Linked DNA regions of Mus musculus: region 1 is linked to region 2. A link is a contact called in ENCODE Hi-C or POLR2A ChIA-PET data. All regions are on one chromosome and are shown on one strand. Each heading gives the region's core, a stretch centred on a gene start or an enhancer-like site at or near the end of the contact. The rest is flanking DNA. Distances are from core to core; before and after follow the strand shown.

The links. A loop is a pair of places that touch in the nucleus more often than their neighbours do. ChIA-PET counts read pairs that join two places held with the same protein, here RNA polymerase II (POLR2A).
Region 1: POLR2A ChIA-PET joins it to region 2 with 13 read pairs in Patski. The contact joins the promoter of Psen2 here to the promoter of Coq8a in region 2. A Hi-C loop is called at or near these places in 1 of 37 maps with a recorded cell type or tissue (left cerebral cortex). POLR2A ChIA-PET finds 5 or more read pairs at or near these places in 2 of 5 experiments (Patski and embryonic stem cell).

The regions. Positions count from the first base shown.
Region 1 is chr1:180,254,904-180,261,556 of GRCm38, reverse strand. It overlaps Psen2 (presenilin 2), which reads left to right and starts at 5,257. Exons shown (of 11, transcript NM_001128605.1): 1 at 5,257-5,334. It overlaps Gm31728 (predicted gene, 31728), which reads right to left and starts at 5,152. Exons shown (of 3, transcript NR_168339.1): 1 at 4,993-5,152; 2 at 3,884-4,007.
Region 2 is chr1:180,191,588-180,198,805 of GRCm38, reverse strand. Coq8a (coenzyme Q8A) reads left to right here and starts at 2,786. Exons shown (of 15, transcript NM_023341.3): 1 at 2,786-2,933.

The DNA of each region.
Region 1 (6,653 bases), core at 4,008-6,507, 60 kb before region 2:
TGTCCTGTGTAATCTTCTCTGTATTAAGCCAGGAGGCAATGTAGTGATCACTCTGCATTCAAACCCTAGGAGGCCAGGGGAACCCCCAATTTGTACCCAAGAGGTGAAATTATCCAAGACTAGAAATTGTCTCTAAAGGAGGGGTAAGTCTCAAGGGACCAAGCCCTTAGTTTGTGAGATCTGCCCTAGCTCCAGATAGCTAGTGTTAGAACTGAATTAAAGTTTCAAGTATAGACCATGACAATTGCTGGGGTCTAGAGGGTCAGATAATTGGTGGTTAGTGTGGAACTCTTCCCTGCCCCCAGTACACACTTGGTGTCAAAGTGTTCTGAGTAGAAGTGAGACCCAGAGAGAGGAAGTCCAGTCACTGAAGACCTTGATGGAGACATTGGAATACCGGCCACTTCCTCTCTCTTTGCTGCCAGGCCACCATGAGTGGAACAGGCTTCTTCTGTCACATGTCTTGGCTCTGTGTCAATATAGGCTCAAGGACAAGTGACTATGGACTCAGACTTCTGATGTCATGAACCTAAGACACTGTCCTCCTTTGAAGTTAATCCTCCCAGACATTTTTCTCTCAGCCCCAGAAAGCTGGTCAGAGCATATGGAAAGCTTCCATGGCCACAGTCGCATAAGCCAGTGTCTGTGAAGGTCTCTGTTTGTTGTAGGAGAGGAAACAGTGTGTAAATCCAAACAGTTTGAGAACTGCTGGCTTAAATGACTGAAAGGATAAGAGCAGACTCCTCAAAAGGAAACAAATGTCCTCCTCAGAGAAGCAAAATCATCCAACGGCGTGGAGAAAAGGATGGTCACGCAGTGTCCTGATGACAAGAAAGTGTCACCAGGTGACCTGAGTATAATCCTACAGGTGATGGCTGCCAATGCCCAGACTTACTGGCAAAGCCCTAATCTATATATTACACAAATTTCTCTAAAGTAGAATTGATTCTCTATCTATCTATCTATCTATCTATCTATCTATCTATCTATCCATCCATCCATCCATCTATCTATATGTACATTATATATGTATGTTTATATATGTATACATTCTATATGTATGTTTATGTATGTGCATATTTATATCTAAATATAATATAGATAGATGGTATATGTGAATATATGCATGTGTATACACACACATATACATACATAATTATTATCAGCAGGACTTAAGATTAACCTAGAGAATCAGAGAAAGACAGGGAAGCCAGTAGCTGCTTAGACTTGAAAGCCTTTGAGTAGTCATGCCCCACAGGTTGAGGACAAGGAGGCCCAGTGTATAGCCCTAGTCCAAGAACTGGAAATGCCCCTTGAGCATCCCATGCCTGTCCACATGCAAAGGCTGAAGAGTCAGATTTCCTTAGCACAGCAGCAAAACAACCATACCTGTTCATGACTGGGAGAGCATGCCTGTGGATGAGCTTGACCCTCTCTTTGCCTTTCCACTCCTCCCAGGACCCCATCCTATTACACAATGCTGTCCTCAATCAGGGCGGTTCTTCCCCACACACTCTGCAGACCCACATGTCAATCATCTCTGGAAATACCACAGAAGACATATCCCAGAAGTATGCTTTGTAGATATCTCAAGTGTCACTCAGGGCAGTGAAGCAGATAACCAACATTAGCCCTCATACCCTAGCAAGGAAAGATAAGCTTTAGCGTATCTACCTCAAGACTGATGTAACAAGGGATGCATGGCTAATGTCTGTCTGGAGGCTGGGGGTTCCTGACAGCCTGGCTCCCTTCTCTGGAGCCCCCCTGACTTAGTTTCATTGCTGTGAAGAGACACCATGACCATGGCAACTCTTATAAAAGAAATATTTAATTGGGGCTGGCTAACAGGTTCAGAGGTTTAGTCTACTCTCTGCATGGTAGAGTGTATGGCAATGTGCAGGCAGTGAGGACACTGTCTTCCACAGTCAGGAAGAGGCCCTGTCACACTGGCCAGACTTGAGCATGATAATATTGTACCTGTTTCTATTCTAATGCTAATTGGGTCCCCCAAAACTGCACAAGAGGGTCTGCATGTGGCTTCTGGGAACCTGCCCCCAGTTCATTTTGATTGGTAAATAAAGATGTCAGCAGCCAATAGCTGCTGGGGAAGAGAGATAGAGGTAGGATTTAGGGTTGGGACCCTGAAGAAGAGGGGAGAGGAGACTCTATGCTTTAGGAGTGTGTGCAGGAGAGGAGAGAAGAGAGTGGCCCTGAAGGGTAAAAACATGCAGGAAGAAGAAGCAGAGCAGCCATGTAAAGGGGCCAAGAGAACATGGCCCAGAGGGTTGCTCAACTGGGTCAAGAGCAGCCAAGATGGAATATAGAAATTAGTAAACTAGTAACTCAGAGTTATCGGTGGGAGGTAGATTCCAACAACATGAAGTTAGGCAGCTTCCCAGCTATTGAGCTGCTTAAGGTATATTAAAATATAAAGGCTCTGTGTGTGTGTGTGTGTGTCTTTCATTCGGGAACATAAACCATTGAGGTGGGAAGCAACCCTGTAACAGGATTTATTAATTAATTTTGCTACATATATGAGACCTCAGAGGCTCACCTCCACAGTGATACACTTCCTCTAACAAGGCCACACCTCCTCCAATAAGGGCACTCCTCTTATAGTGGCACTTCTCATGGGCCAAGCATATTCAAACCACCACACCTCCGACTGAGACTATTCTGACACAGAATGGGGCTCCCTGTGACTCAGAGAGCAGCTCCTTTAGGCAATACTCTGTCCACCACTGCTAGAACCCATTTGCTCATCTGTTCATCTACCTCGTGAGAAGCAAGGCTTCCAACTTCCCACATTCCCCCCAACGCCCACCCAGATCCTCATATAATAAAATTCTCAATGAGAGGCTAAGGCTAGAGGGTCATTAGTTCGAGATCAGCCTTGGCAACATTATGAGACCCATATAGCATTCTTAAAAGAAAAATAAAATTACCCAAAGGGGTATTAGAAAAAAAAAGATGAACACATGATTTTCTTCTACTTATTTCTTTTTGTATTTTACGAAGTCTAAACATTAAAAAATACCTAATTTTTAAAATAACTGCCACCCAAAATATAAATATGTAACTAAAAATTTTATAAAAGTCCAACAAAGAAAGTGTTGCCCAGAACCTAAGATGCTAAATACCCAGATCAGACTAGGCGAGGCTACACTGCAGTAGCAGATAACTGCTCAGTCTTTGGGAACTGTTTTATTACTTATGTTCTGCATATGCTGAAGTCTTAATGCTTTTTTGTCCCTTCAAAGTTGCTGTGCTAAAATACAAACCCCCATGGTTATAGGTTAAGAGGTGGAGCCTTGGGGCAGTGATCAGCCCACAGGAACACAGGCCTCATGGATGAGATCAACAAGAGGGAGATTTCAGACCTAGGTCTACTGATTCTGCGCTGTCTGCCACGTAGTCATCATAGAAGGATACTATATAAGACTACCTATAAACTAGGACGCAAGTCCTCTCCAGACAGTAAGCCTGCTAAGGTCTTGATCTTGGGCTACCCAGCCTCCAGAACAGCGGAAAAACACATTTCTATTGTTATAAGTTGCCTGCCTCTGGTGGTTTATTATAGCAGCCTGAATGGACTGAGACAGTGGCCTGTCTGTGTTAGTTGTAAGTCCTGTTCAATAGAGAAGCCTCCATTACAGCACAATTGGGCTTTTTCAAGTGTGGTGAGCATGCCCAGGTCCAGAACTTCTGTCCACAACTTCCACATGATAAGAGTCATCTGTAGTAGAGAAGGATGGTGCCCCTACAGGGGGAGGGACAGTGGACATGAGGAGTACTATGGGCTATCATTTCAATGTCAAACAGAACAAAATGAAACCCACACCACCTCAAGCCGAGAAGGGAGGCAGAGGAAGGAAACACTTACTGTCTGTTCAGGATCCACGCTGCCCCCTGCCCCCTCATTTCTCTGTAATGTGCCATGTTCCTCTGAAGGCCCTCACACTATCCTTTCACAGATGAGGAAACCGAGGCCCAGCAAGGGTAAGGAACTGCAACAGACAAGCAGAAGAGGGAGATTTCGGACCTCCGTTCATGCGTCTATGCTATCTGCCAGGTAGAACCCACTTTCTCAATTGTGTTAAGGAAAAAATTCAAGATGTTGAGCTAAGTCCACAGACTCAGAAGTAGGTTGGTGTCTAACAGGGTCAGGGAGAGGGACAGGAAACCTTTCAATTATACAACTGCCTTTTATTTTTTAAGCAATGGGCTGTTTTACAATCACACAAGCCAGATTGGCACACATTGAAGTCACTAAATACCTTAAATTAAAATGATTACTTTTTTGCAGTGATGGTGGTGGTGAAGACATGGTCTCTATATAGCCTGGCTGTCCTGGAACTCACTCTGTAAACCAGGCTGGCCTTGAACTCAGAGATGTGCCTGTCTCTGCCTTTCCGGTGCTGGGATTAAAGGTGTACACACTGCCCAGCCGTATTTTTTTCTTTTAAAGACAAGGTCTAATGTGTCCCAGGCTGGCCTCGAACTTGCTATGTAACTAGGAATGACCTTGGACTTCTAGTGACAGGATTACTCAGCCATGCATACACCAGAATTGAGTATTAAACTCAGGGTTTCCTGCATGCTAGGCAGGCACTTAGTTGAACTACATCCCCAGCCCTACAATGACAATTTTATGTTATACGAATTTCACAGTAATTAAAGGAGAAATAAAGCTACATGAGATAATGACAACTGTGGCAAATTGTTGACAATTTCAACTCACTCCACAGACCGATCCTGCGATCACAACCCCTCCCTGCCCTCACCCCGAGGCTGATTCCTAGATCTCGTTGCAATTTTATCCCAGTTCATATTTACCCAGAGCTCCCCATGTATGTCGCGGAAGCACTCTGGAAAAAATCAATCAGGAGAAGGCTCCCGATGTTAGCTTACTTTAGACTCCATTTTAAAGTGCATGAAACCGGAGGAGGGAGGGGCAGCAGAGGCTCCTGAAATCACAAAGCAAATACCCACCCCTTGTCCCAGTGGCGCTGCCAGGCCCCTAAGAAAAGGCACTAGCCAACTTCAGATTTCAATGTCAGTATGATGCTGCGGTCTCCAGGGCAAGACACAGCGAAGGCCTGCACCTTCTGCACCCAGTGTTTTCCTGTAAACCGACGATGAAGGCGCAAGTGCACAGGGGAACCTGGCACCGCCCAAGGGACGGGACAGGGGCGGAGCCAGGAAGTGGGCGTGTCCCCCACCGGGGGCGTGTCTGAGGCGCTGGCGAACCGGGGCAGTGGGCGGGGCCGGCGCTAGCCCAGGAGAGGCGCTCCGCCCGCGGCGTAAACTCTACCCCGCGCCGCGGCGGAGCAGGTGAGCGGAGGGCGGGGGCTGGGTGTGTGCGGCCGGGTACCTGTCACCGATCGCGGGTAGCCGGCAGCATGGAGAGCCCGGATGCAGCGAGGCCCTTCGTGCGCACGCCCCTGACCGCTGCTTCCGTTGCCCTCCCGGGGCATCAGGGTCTGGGCTCCAAGCTGCGGCCCCTGCGGCGATCTCGGCCTCTGCGGCCGGCTCAGGGGCGAGGAGAAAGTGCTGGGGAGGCAGCAGTGCGGCCGGCCCAGAACTGGGGCTTGGAAGGAGCGTAGGGTGCAGCTCTGGGCCTCTGGCCGCGTCCGGGTGCCCTCGCGTCCCTTCCTGCCTCCAGAACCCCAGGCGCGGAGTGAGGTGTTAAAGGGCCAGTGCACGTGGGTCTCACCGCTGTGTTCACCAGGCATTTTGGTCCCTGCTACCCAGGCTCTGACCTGGTCTACCTGGGCTCTGCTACAGATGGGAGTAAGAACTTCTTCCTGTATGAGGAGCGAGGCGCCCAACAGGGCCTGAGGCAGGCGTTCTGTTACCAGCTGTGTTCAGTGTTTTGTAAATCCCTTAAGGCAGTAGGGAGACGCCCAGAATCAAGCCTCTGAACCGAAGGAACTCGGCAAAGCAAGAGCTAGTTGCCACTGAATTATACTGATGAAGAAACTGCGCCTAGGGCTGAGGATGTAGCTGTGTGGTAGAGTGTTGTTAGCCAAGCATGCATGCGGCCGGCCAGGAGAGGAAAAGGAGGGTGAGAAGAACAACTCCCAGAACTAAAAAGTGCGGTTGCCCAAGGTCTCCTGTGTAAGATACAGGGAAACCAGGCTTAGAGCCTGCTGCCTGGGCCTCTGTTTCTGCTATCCAGACATAAGTCCTTTGCCAGTTAAATGAAATGTCCTAGCACCTCTGCTTAGGGATTTTTCTTTAAAGATATGAATGGTTGTGAAATGACTGCATCCATTTACTGATGGAGGATTAGAGAGCCTCAAAATCAGAACAGATGCAGACCAATTTAACTCCGTCCCCAGAATAGTCTCTTGGAGTCAGAGAGACGCAACCATTCAGAATAGGTGCACCTGCTGGCTGTATAGTCCCTCTGTGGACACCTAAGCCTCTCAGGCCTTCAGCCAAGACTTTGGGCAGTAATTAAAGGCTCTGTATAAGTTGCTTCAGGTGTGTAAGCTTCAAGTTTTCCTTTAGGTGTGGGTGGCTCTGTGGAAGCCTGAGAAACAGAAGCAGATCCTGTGTTTTCCGTTGGTGAAGGGGCCAGCATCCCGACTTTAGCCTAGAGGTGACCGTCTGGGTTCATTCCTTGGCTCCCAGGACAGTGGCTAGAA
Region 2 (7,218 bases), core at 1,537-4,036:
CGAAAACTGAATCTTTTCTTCTTCTTCTTCTTCTTCTTCTTCTTCTTCTTCTTCTTCTTCTTCTTCTTCTTCTTCTTCTTCTTCTTCTTCTTCTTCTTCTCCTCCTCCTCCTCCTCCTCCTCCTCCTCCTCCTCCTCCTCCTCCTCCTCTTCTTCTTCTCCTTCTTCTCCTTCTCCTCCTTCTCCTCCTTCTTCTTCTTCAAACTTTGGCAACTCACAGAATGTTTGTAGCAAACTAGAGTTTTCAGCTTGCTCTATTCTTAGCCCCTTACTCACACCAGCTGCATGGAGGTCTTGAAAACAACAACCTGCATCCCTGGGGCATCCAGGCTACCACCTCAGGGAGCAAAACGAAGCTGGGAATATGAAGCCTTCTCCTTACAAAACTGCCATCCTTTGACGACCTGGGGGTAAAAGGAGGGCCCCCTTAAAGAGTCCTCATTTTTACTTAAGCCTTAACCATCTTTAACTGTGTAGCTCAGCTGTCTTCCGTAGTTTGGGTAAACACAGACTAATCAAAATCTTGAAGTGACTGACATGTCCACATATGCTTGTGCTTGGGCCATGCTACGGTCAGGAAGAACTGGCGGAGGCCCTTAGCCTTCACCTCTGAGTGCCCCAGAGATTGTGCAAGCAGGAAGTTTAGGTTAAGGTAGAGTTGTCAACCTTTTGGCTGAGTGTTGAAGGCAGGCCCCAACAAGCAACCAGTGGTATGAGGCAGGTAACTTGCTGGTTCCAGGCATTTAGGAAAATCTGTGTCCATCCTCTTACCTGATCAGTAAGCCAAGTAGATGTGTTAATAGTCACACACATAATACACACACACACACACACACACACACACACACCCCACAGACTTCCCATATTAGTTTTGAAAAGTTACTAAACAACAATTATAAGGGCTCCTGGGGAGAATCTGATTTCCAAAGATGCCATGTTGTGTTAAGATAGCCAGATTTTAACAGCAGTACAAGACACACAGAGCTACAGTAATAAACACAGAGGAAATAAAAAAAGATCCTGGGCTAACTATCTAGGCAAAACCCTTAGATCATCTATTTCAAAAACATTCAAAGAACTGATCGGAAGCATGTCTAAAAAATAAACCAAGACAAAAGTAGGAGAATGATGTGCCCCAAAATAGAGACACAAGGAAACAATAAGAATAATAAGATGTGTTGGGGTTGAAACCCACGGTGAGTGAAGTGACTAGTTTACCTGTGGAGCCGAGCAGGCTGGGGAAAGACCACCCCTGGAAATAAGTCCATGGACATTATCCCAGCTTGGAAAAGAAGGAAAATGAATAGAGCGTCAACCCCAGGGACTAACACCAAGGATAGGAGTACAGACAGTGGGAGTCTTGGAGAAATAAGCCTGGGCAGAGAGACTCAAGAAATAATGGCAGAGCCCATCTCAGTTTTGATCAGACTAGCAATCTGCATGCTTAAAGCCTGTATTTTAAACAGAAAAGCCTTAGCTTTCTATAATGCAGCAAAATACTCAAGATAACCAACTTAGAAATAGGAAAGATTTATTTAGGCCTTGGTCCATTGGGCTGTGACTTTGGGGTCTCTCATGAAGCAGCAAGTCATGGTAGGATGGTGTAGTGGGCAGAGCTGCTCACCTCATGGTAGCTGTTGGCTTCTCATGGGAGCAGAGAAGGCTCCCAGGTCCTAATATTCCCTATAAAGTCACAACCTCAGTGATGTGACTTTCTTTCATCAGGCCATACTTCCTAAATGTTTGACAGCCTCCCTATGCCTACTTCCCTTTGGGACCAAAGTGGTCTTTGAGGAAAAAATATTCAAGATCCGAACTATCGAAGCCTTATTAGATTGATTTTGTGGAGAAGGATGGAAAAAGAAGTGGAGACAGTAAGCATAGAGAATACTTTCAGAGTTTTTGTTTTGTTTTGTTTGAAACATGGTCCAAATCATATCAATCTGTCGAAAAACGGAAAATAAACCATGGGAGAAGCGAGCGATTGTCTTAGGTTCGTTAGAGGGAAGCTGGCCTAGCATTGCTGGGCGAAAGGGCTGAGCTGGCACGGAAGCATCTTGGAAAGGCCCCAAGGCTAGGTATTTTCTCCCATTTGGTACAAAGGTGGCATGGACCTGTCGCAACCCTATCTTTTCTGGGTCAGCAGTCCCTTAGGGATGTTGTGGGTCAATGTTGTGTGTGTTGAGTGCACTCCTCAGGGCTGTTTTTCACCTTGGAAAAGGATTGTTTTTTTATTGGCGCTCATAATAAGCAAGCACAATTAGTCTAAATACAGAGCTGAAGGGTATAGAACTTTGGTGTCAGCGCCATAACACTTCCCTAGGCCAAGTGCTTTTGGAGGAACCCAGGCAGAAGCCTCATCACATGGCAAAAAACCAAACCAAACCAAACCAAACCAAAAAACCAACCCGGGCCTAGTCTAGGTCCTGGGGCGGGGGCCTGGGGGGTTCCTCTGTGGTCCCATCAAAACTTCTGAGGTCTTCCCGGCCCGACCCCTAGGAAGCTGAGCTAGCGTCGGTACCCAGGCGACCCTCACGTGGCTGCCAGGTGAACGCTTGTCAATCTTCAGAACGCAGGCGCAGAACAACTGCAGGCTTTTTTCCCTGCCCGGGAGAAAAGACAGCTAACAGGCAGATTAGGGACCGCGGCCTTCAAGGGCGGCCTCTCATTGGTTGCTTTTATTCCACCCTCAGTCCCTATTGGCTGTGAGCTGCGCACGCGGTAAGCACGCTCCCACTGCGTCCTGTGGCATCGGGGCAGCTAACAAACAGCGGCTCAGCCAATGGGAGGGCTCGGAGGCGGGGCAAGCGGAGCGCGGCGTGCGCACCCGGGCTAGAAGGTAAACAGAAGCGGAGAGTGTGCGGAGCGCTCGCAGCGGGGCGAGCGCGCGGAGGCGTTGCGTTGCGGACGGAGGAGCTACCTTCCTGCAGCCCGGTAAGGCTGTCGCCTGCCGGCCCGCTGCTAACCTCAGCACCCCGGGGTCCCTTCTTATACTTTCAAGTGACAGTGCGGCCTGCGTACGGTGCAGCCCTTTCCCGACCCGGGTCTGGCTCAGCGAGCAGAGGGTTGCTTGTGGCCTCTGCGTCGTCCACGCACGTGGCTGCCTTTCTCCCAATAATGTTCTGAACTCTCAGACCCTCGAACTGTGTGCTCTGGCTGCAGTTTGTGTCAGAACTACAACTTCTAAGCCCGAGCCAGCTGTTGGGTTTCACGGCTGGGGTGAAGTCTGGGAAGAAGTCCCTTCCTTGTTCCTTTTTCTTCGTTTCTTTTTGGTCCGTCCTCTTGTTTTTCCCAGACACTGATGGCCACACTACCAGTTTTGACAGCTCCTGCACTCTCTTGCACAGAAGCTGTCACATAACTCAACCAAGCCACCTTCAGAGTGTGAGGGGACAGAGGGAGAACGCTGTAGGGGCGGGTCTGGGTTCTGGGACCCTTCATTGGCTAGGCAGCCTGAAGGGGCAGAGGCTGTGTGCAGACATCCAATCTGGGTTGGGCTTGCAGCACTGTAGAAAATTGATTTAGGCTCACTTGGACTTGGTGTCTGTGGAACGGGACTCTGGAGCTGGGGTGTGTCAGGCCAACCTTCTTGCCGGAGGATTTGGACTAGTGATCATGACAGACATCCAGTTGTGCTGTGGCTGGCGGCCATGCTGGCAGGGAGGTTGTTGGGAAACATTTGGAGTGAGGAAGGCACTTCTGAGAAGAGGCTAGAGGGGTTTGTTGGCTTACAAGAGCAGTGTCTGTACGACTCCGAGGGTAGCTTTGGATGCTATATTTAGCCTTGTGAATAATGAAGACAGCTGAATTGTGACCACTTGTGGACCAGGTGACACAAAGCAAAAGCGAGGCAGGCAATCTGTGCATTCTCTGAGCTAATGAACCACCTGAGACAGAACTTCCCAACTCCAGACTATTAACATGTTGGACCTAATCTTGTTTACTGTGCCTGCTTATCTTATGCAGGGTGTGTAGCTGAATCCCTGGCTTGTACTACTAGACAAATAGTGACACCCCCACGGCCACCCAATCCCACCAATTGTGACAACTGAAAATGTCCCCTGACATTGCAAAATACCCCCAAGAGCAAATTTGGTTGAGAACTATGCAGGCAGGACTCTAGACAGGGTCACCCCATGCTGCCAGGACCTCTGTGCAACTTGCCCACAAGTAGTTGGGAAGTTTAAGACAGTGTTACAGTCACTGCTGTAAACAAATGGTGGAAGGCATTCGGTGGGGGCTTTAAAGGTGAAACCCTGAGTGCACTGGGTGGTAGGGGTGAAACATTCTGAGGGAGACTTGGCGGCTGAAACCCTGGGCCTTTGTGCCTGATGAATGTGACTAAGTAGGCACAAATTATGAAGATGTGGAAAACTGGTAGTTTCTGCCCCTAGGAACATTGGGAGCCTTGGCGGGTTAGCACAGGGAACCACCATAGGATGGTTCTTCAACGGTGAGCAAACAAGTGGGCGCTAAATGCTGGCTAAGAGACTTTCTGAGGGCGCACTGTTCTTATCCACGCAGTTTGCTTAGCCATGTGCGTGTGTTGTAATGTGGAAGGAGAGCATGCCTGTGTCTGCAGGGAGTGTCTGGCTGCACACCACACGTATACATGCACACACATGCAGGTGTTTCCGTGCAGTGTCTGCACACACGCAGTTTGCAGAATGCATTTGTTGTTGATTAGCACCAGAAACCATGGTCCAGTTCTTCTTTTGTGTAGAGTGAGAGGCTTTGCTTTTGGGTCTACATTTTGCTTTCTGTGGAACCTAGAATTTAGTATTAAGTCCTAAAATGATGGCTGTTCGGAGAAGATGAAAGATGATGCACTGGAAAAGAAAAATATCCGAAGCCTTTGCAGTGAATTTGTATTTTTGTGGGAATGTGCCAGGATTCTGCAGCTGGGGAAGGAGGAGCATTCCAAGTAGGGGTTTTGGGGTGCCCTTTGTTACCCACAGAAAAAGACCTGGAAGGGAAGTCACTTCCTTCTTAAGAGAGGTTTATTATTGGGAGGCTCACAGCTTGGCAGGATAATTTTCCGTTAAGAGCCACGGACCCTGAGTCATTCTCTTTGCCAGTCGAAACCAGAGCCGTGTGCAAAATTAGACAGGAATATTATAAGTGTTGTTTTGGCTTGGCAACTGGGAATAGTTCTAACATTCCTGTTAACAGTCAAGAACTGGGGAGAGCCAGTGAGAAAGGAGGTAGTGGCGGGGGCGCTCAAAGATCCTGCTTCTTCTCTAGTTGGTTGTATGATGGGAATGGGCGTGAAGGGGTGGGAGGGGCAGCCTTTAAGGACAGGGTGACCTGAGTCACAGGTAGTAGAATCAGAGGGACCATAGAACTCAGCGTGTGGACTGAATATATACAGGTAGGATATGTGGGTCAGAGTTCTAGATGGTGAAGAAGTTGTGTAATGGTGTCAGTACTGGAAATAGAGGTCATAAGAGAAGGAACTAACTTGGGGGAAGGTGACGATGTTAGTATCAGACATAATGGGGCTGAGTGGCTTTGGAACTATTTTATTCTATCCTTTTTTATTAAGATAAAATTTGCATGCACTAAGTACACCCATATTCCACACAATTGAAAAAAAATCATTAACCACAAGCACAGTCAAAGTTAGAGTAGTTTCATCAGCCTTCAGAGTTCCCGTGTGTGCCTTGGGGCTGCCTGTAGGCCTGGGATGGGTGTGCAGTGCAGATGTGGGCCACTCGGATCAGAGAGTCTACCTGCCTTGAGCATGGGGAAGCCTTGAATAGCTCAAGGACAGAAGGAAGCAGCCCAGCAGACAGTACAGAGTGGGGAAGCAGGAGGGCCAGGACCTGTGTGAGCTGCTCAGCTGCAGACTGTGGAACGGGTGAAGAGATTTTGATGAAGGAAGTTGAGGGGAGAGTTGTGGGAATGTGTGAGGCCGACAGGAAGTGCAGTTGAGGTGGAGGTCGGTTGAGGAGTCCCACTGGCTTGCCCTTCCGATGTCACAGAGGGGCAGCGGGGTGTGCGGGTGTGTGTGCTCTCTTCCTAGGAGAACAGAGTCTGCAGGTGCTTCCCTGTGTTTGGTGCAGGGAGGCTGGGCATGAATTGAGGGATTGAGAGGAAGGGCTTATCTAAAAGAGGACATGCACAAGAAAGGCCTGGGAGAGAGGGTCTGAGATGAGGGACCAAGATTTGAAGGTTCATATCTCATCACTCATGTTCTAGAGTAGAAGGAGCAATGGGGTTGTTACAGAGGGAGTAGGTCCTGGGCTCAGTGTGGGAGGGACAGGGAATCCCGAGGGTACTGAGAGGGAAAGCGCTCTGTGTGTGTGTGTGTGTGTGTGTGTGTGTGAGAGAGAGAGAGAGAGAGAGAGAGAGAGAGAGAGAGAGAGGAGTTAGTTTTACAGCAGATATGTTTGTGTGTGTCTGTGCATGAGTGTGTGTTTGTTTACAGCAGAAAGGTGTGTGTGTGTAGTGTGTTTGTAAGAGTGTGTATGCAAGAGAGTATGTGTGTTTACACCAGAGAGATGTTTCCCTGTTTTCTACCCCTGTACCTCACTGGGCTTTCCCTGAGGCATATAGACTTTCTGCTCGCATCTGTGTGAAGTCAGCACAGGGCTGTACCTCCCCTGCTGTTTTCATAGAATATCTACATGAATTCTTCCGAATTCCTTTAAGAGTTATTCTCTCCAGACCTGGTTAAATCTGAAAAGACCACTTCAGAAAGAGCTCTGTGGGGTTCCTTGTCTTCATTCTGTCCTCTGAGGGTAAGTCACACTGTCTTGATTTATGCATGAGGAAGTGAGCCACACTGGTCCCAGGAGCCACACTGGTCCCGGTGGCCTGGAGGTCAAACATAGTATTTAAGCTGAAGCTGGAAACCGATCTTTGTTGTCAGTCTGTCTGTCAGCCTGCAGTTTGTTAAGTGCCCAGGAGCTAGAAGACCTGCTGTTCACTGGGCTGGTGATATGTCCTGGAGACTTGTTTGCATAAAATGCCAGGTCTTGGCATGGAGAAGGGAGGCAGAGCCAATTGCTGATAGTTCGCCAATGGTTGTCATTTGACAGTGCTCACAGACAACTCCGTTCTTTGAGAAAGTGAAAAGTAACTGAGTGGTTCTCGCTCCCCGAGGTGTTGGTAGCTACCACTGGCCATCAAAGGGCAGGCTGGGCATTGCTGCGGCCAGGTTAGTTGAGAATGTCCTGTGAACAGCAACAGCCAGAGCAGACTAGCTTCCTGGGCA